2 separate regions of the Homo sapiens genome follow, and region 1 is linked to region 2. The links are chromatin loops, found by intact Hi-C in ENCODE. Cell type or tissue: breast epithelium. All regions are shown on one strand. Each heading gives the region's core, and the rest is flanking DNA. Links, peaks and the distances in the headings are about the cores only.

Evidence for each region. A loop is a pair of places that touch in the nucleus more often than their neighbours do. Peaks named below come from ENCODE experiments on the same cell type or tissue, not always from the same donor. Only the 100,000 strongest peaks of a DNase experiment are listed, where the experiment ranks them.
Region 1: it touches region 2 in a loop (33-fold over the local background); 1 of 110 quality-filtered maps calls a loop at or near these places.

The regions. Positions count from the first base shown.
Region 1 is chr7:23,690,118-23,692,932 of GRCh38, reverse strand. FAM221A (family with sequence similarity 221 member A) reads right to left here. Exons shown (of 7, transcript NM_199136.5): 4 at 1,337-1,543. Among named protein-coding and RNA genes, the nearest start is that of FAM221A, 11 kb to the right of the region's middle. In breast epithelium, for the core only: no CTCF peak of the experiment used is centred there; a DNase peak (open chromatin) is centred at 1,382.
Region 2 is chr7:24,071,395-24,074,209 of GRCh38, reverse strand. No RefSeq gene overlaps it. Among named protein-coding and RNA genes, the nearest start is that of NPY, 210 kb to the left of the region's middle. In breast epithelium, for the core only: no CTCF peak of the experiment used is centred there; no DNase peak of the experiment used is centred there.

The DNA of each region.
Region 1 (2,815 bases), core at 2-2,501, 380 kb after region 2:
TACTAGGAAGACTGAGACTGGAGGATCGCTTGAACCCAGGAGTTCAAACCTAGCCTACCACCATAGCAAGACCCTATCTCTTAAACAATAAATACAAATAATTTTTAAAAATTAAAAAGTAAATAGTAAAATTGTATGTTAAAGAGAAAAATTAATTGATGATAGCAAATTACCCTCGGGGAAAGAATTAGACAAAGAGAAGTATTCAAGGGTGTTTTGCACTTAATTTCTTTCTTTTTCCACTTAATTTCTATTGTTTGAATCTTTTACAAGAAAATATATACTCGTATGGGCCTGGCGTGGTGGCTGAAGCCTGTAATCCCAGCACTTTGGGAGGCTGAGGCAGGCAGATCACCTGAGGTCAGGAGTTCGAGACCAGCCTGACCAACATGGAGAAACCCCCATCTCTACTAAAAATACAAAATTAGCCGGGCGTGGTGGTGCATGCCTGTAATCCCAGCTAGTCGGGAGGCTGAGGCAGGAGAATTGCTTGAACCCGGGAGGCGGAGGTTGCGGTGAGCCGAGATCGCGCCATTGCACTCCAGCCTGGGCAAGAAGAGCAAAACTCCGTCTCAAAAAAAAAAAAAGAAAAGAAAAGAAAATATACACTTGTATTTATGTAATTTTTAAATGAAAAAATACATGCTTGTTGTAAAAAAGAAAAAAAAAACTTACACACCTGTGTTTCAAGTAGACAGGGAACACATTCTGCTCCCCAGTCCCGCTCAGCTCTCAGAAGGATCCATCTACCTTTAATAGTTTAGAATAGATCCTATTAAACTTTCCCTACATTATTTACAACATATATGTATGCAAGAAGATATATGTGTGTGCACATACATATATACATATTTTACTACAGAAGTGATTACATGTATATACACGTATGTTCATATACACACATGAACATAAACCTATTGTTTCCAAAATGAAATGGATATAATAGCTTAAGTTACATACAGTAGAGTAACAGGTAAACTATATCATATCAAATAAAATAAATATTATTCAGCTATTACAAACAGTGGAGATGCAGATTCAAATTTGAGTACAAGTATTGGGATGGAAATGATCTCTGCCACTTGCTTTCTAAATTCTATAATGACAATACATTGTATAGTAGCAATAAAACCTCTTTTATGGATACTAAATAGGTCTGAAAAAATAAAAAATAAAATAAAAATTTTAAAAACCTCTTTTAAAAAATAAAAATCAAACGAGAGAATGTTTTCTGAAAGAAAAATACTATAAATTGCTTAACAAATATAAGGCTTCACTATTGTTAGCACACATAAAAACAATACAATGGGCTCACATTTCATATAGTATCACTTACCAATCCCACTGTCATCTAACCGCATGTAGCCTTCCGCCAGCGAGCTGAAACCAGTTAATCCTCCCATGGCTGCATAAGGAATGTCCTGTCCCACTGGTTTTTCCTGAGCCAATCTTTCTTGCTTAGTTTCCACTACTGTGTCATGGGCATATGCAGGCTGACCACAAGCACAAGTGAAGCAGCTATGGAATCCTGAACACTTGGAACCTGAATCAAGATGTAAAGGGAGTTAAATTCTTAAAGGTACTATGTTGTCTACCCTAAAGACACTTAGCCTGGCAAAAGCCAGCTGAACCTAGATCCTCTGGCCCCTGTAACTCTTACCTCCAGCCACCGAACTCCTTCCTAGCCACTGTTCTTACTTCTAAAACATGCCGAAGTAGTAACCAGATACAACACAGAAAAAAAAAAAACTGCAAAACACAACAAGGACTAAAAGAAATTGAAGAGCCAGGTAATGCAGACCCTCTCCTCAAAAACTGAATTATAAGCAGGCATGGCGGGGAGAGCCCAGTGGCCAGGACCAGGTGAAGAGATAATGTAGAAATCTTCCTACAGATCAACTCCCCATAAAAGCCAAATTAGAAGGCCAACCTGTAGACACAGAAAGGGTGTAGTGTAATCTTGCTCAGCAATAAAAAGGAAAGAAGTATTGATATAGGCTACATGGATGAATCATGAAAACATCATGCTAAATGAAAGAAGCCAGTCACAAAAGACCACATATTCTATGATTCTATTTATATAAAATGTCCAGAATAGGCAAATCCAGAAACAGAAAGTAGATTATGGGTTGCCTAGGGCTGGGGAGAGAGAAAAGTAAGGAAGGACTCCTAGTGAATATGGAGTTTCTTTTTGGGGTGAGAAAAATGTTCTGAAATGTATTGTGCTGGTGGTTACACAACATTCATGCTGATTATATATTAAAAATCATTAAACTGCACATTTTAAATAGGTTAATTGTATGACATGTGAATTGCATCTTAGAAAAGTCGTTGTATAAAAAAATCAAGCCACATTGTAATGGAGGCCAGAATATACTATTAACAAAATCTTTACCCATTCACACCTCTGACAAACATATATGGGAACAGCTAGGCACAGTGGCTCACGCCTGGAATCCCAGCACTTTGGGAGGCCAAGGTGGGCAGATCACTTGAGGTCAGGGGTTTGAGAACAGCCTGACCAACATGGCAAAACCCCGTCTCTACTAAAAATACAAAAATTAGCCGGGCGTGGTGGCGGGCACCTATAATCTCAGCTACTTGGGAGGCTGAGGCAGGAGCATCACTTGAACCCTGGAGGCAGAGGCTGCAGTGAGCCAAGATCATACCACTGCACTCCTGGTGACAAGAGCCTGGGTGACAAGAGCAAAACTCTATTAAAAAAAAAAAAAATATATATATATATATATATATATATATATGAACCAAGGCATATAAATAAATCAGTTTTCTCCAACTACTTCCATATTCAGCC
Region 2 (2,815 bases), core at 310-2,809:
GAGCCTCCACGGTTTGCATCTGGCAGTCACTCGCAGTCATCTCTCTGGCACCACCAGGTTGTCACCCCTTTTCAGCCCCACAAGGTTCATTCCATGGAAGGGAAACACAAATGCCACCTTTCCATGTCTAGAAATGACCCTGAGAGGGAGCAAAGAGAAGGCAGACTTGAAGGAGGTCTTTGGAAATTAAATCAGTCCAAGCGTAGAGAATCCATAGTGGATTAATCTTCTATTTCCTTTCCATGATGAGCCTGTCCCTATGAATAGAGTTGCCCTGCCTCTCAGCGGTTATCTGCCTCTTCAAAAAGTTAATGCAGCTTCCAATTAGATCTTTTTTCTCTCCTGTTAATCTTGGTTCTGAAACCAGACTACTGTTCTTCCTCTGCTGTCAGCCTTGTAAGCCAAGTCTCAATTAGCCAGCCTGGCAGTGATTACCATCTTGTCGCTTCACTGTTCAGACATTCTTTAATTTCCTGGAGTATGCCAGCCCCCTTCCTCTCCTCTTCCCTCCCTCCAAAGCACTTTTGCTAAAACTGCAGCCCATGACGTCCCAAGCTGCATTATCTCTGCAGGGGATGGGGGAGTTGACGGGTAGGGATGCCTTTTGCCGTAGGTTCAAGCACACTACCCTGGTAGCAATCTTAACAGATGAGGCTTTTCTACTGGTGCTGCCATGAGTCTCTGACTGTCCTAGTGGGATTCTCTCATGAACATATGGGCTAACGAAGTTTACGTGAAACTGGGAAACCCCAAAGCAGACTTTAGTTTTTAAAATAAAATGGGCCAGGCATGGTGGCTCACGCCTGTAATCCCAGCACTTTGGGAGGCCAAGGCAGGCAGATCACCTGAGGTCAGGAGTTCGAGACCAGCCTGACCAACGTGGAGAAACCCTGTCTCTACTAAAACTACAAAAATAGCCAGGCGTGGTGGTGCATGCCTGGAATCCCAGCTATTTGGCAGGCTAAGGCAGGAGAATCACTGGAACCTGGGAGGCAGAGGTTGCGGTGAGCCGAGATTGCGCCATTGCACTCCAGCCTGGACAACAAGAGCAAAACTCTGCCTCAATAAATAAATAAATAAAATAAAATAAAAAGAAGGGTGAAGAGGAGGATTCAGGCCCTTAATCTCAACAATGAAAGGTGCTTGGTTGAACCTACTTATAATAAATCTCATCTCAGAAGCTAACTCAAAACTTTCAGAGTTCTATTCCAGTTCTGCCAGTAACTGAGTACCCTTGAGTAGAGCCACATCACATTTTGGCCACAGTTTGTTTATAATGTTAGAAGTCTTCCATTCAACTGCAAGTTAGAGGTCTTCCATTTAACTTATAGTTTAAAATACAAATTTATTCTATTTACTCTGAAACCACATTATAATAAGTATTTGAGAGAAGAGACAAGGAAATTAGGGAAGAGCAGACAGGAGATGTTCACCAAACTTAGAAGCTGGAATATGGACTGAAGAATTAGAAGAGATGTGGAAAGTAAATACCAGGTGGCATCAGAAAGAGATGAAAGTGAGAACAGAGCTGTTTCACACTGCAGAGCCTTAGAAGGACTCATGGACTGGATACTCTAAGAGCCATAGAGGGTAAGGGGGCTGGCATATTGCAGGAAATTAAGGAATGTCTGACAGTGAAGTGGCAAGATGGTAATCACCGAGGAGGCCGAAAAGGGGTGAGGAGCATTAGAATTTGCCATAAGATTAAACCCCAGCCTCCTTCCCCCAGCCCATCTGCCAGACTACCCCCCTTCCCCTACCATGGCAGGACATTGGAGGTTTATTCTAGGGGAAAAAATTGAACCAGAGTGGCTCCAGGTCCCAGAGCACTAGGTGGGGCAAAGACATCTACTGAAAAATGAAGATAAATGGATGACTTCTACTGAACCAGGAAACCACTGTCACCCCACTCAACTTGAAGAACACCCAGCTAAACAGAGGGCAGGAGGACATAAGTGGATTCTTCTCTGGAAAAATGCAATGGTCCCAGAAAAAAAATGACTATAAGGGGAGAAAAAATTCCTCTACCCTCTTAGGTTCAGTGACTGGGCCTATGAAGTTAAATTGACAGCAGACAGATTAACAAGAGAAAAACAGAGCTTATTAATTAATACTTGCATCATACATACATGTGGAAGAACTCGATGATGTGTAACTCAAAGGGGTGGTGAGAACTTGAGTTTTTCATGGCTTCTTAACAAAGCAGAGTAAATTTGAGGAGAAGTGACAAGACAAAGGAAAATGGGCTGAGGCTTTTAGGGGCAGGAAGGCAAATATTTGGAAAAAGGTAAAATATATGGGAGAAGCCAGTGGAAGATAAGGATTATTTAGCAAGATTTGTTATGTACATTTTTCTTAGTGCTTGACACCTCTGGGCTGATAAAAGTCTAGAGTTGTCTCCTGGTGATTAAGAATTCTGCTCTTCCTGGTAAGAGACAGGGAGAAATCTTCCCAAATTTATGTCCTGCTGTTAGGCAGCTAGCAGAAGAGCAGAGAACTTTTCTTGTGCCTGCTTCTTCCCAATTGCCTTCAACTCCAAATAATCCTTATTCCAAAATGGCACATCTTGGGATGCCCAACATGATGCACAAAAATTATCCATAAGTGCAGAGTAGTTGAGTCTCCCAAAGAAATAGCCAGTCATTTTCCATGAGCTCTACCAAATGACAAATTCACACACTCACACACACACACGTGCACAGAGCTTTAACTTTTTAGCACGTAAACATGAAAACATCTCAAAGCATCCTCAGATGTTTGAGGAGAGCCTAACATGAAAGACCAAGAATCAAACATACAAAGAGAAGAAACTCAA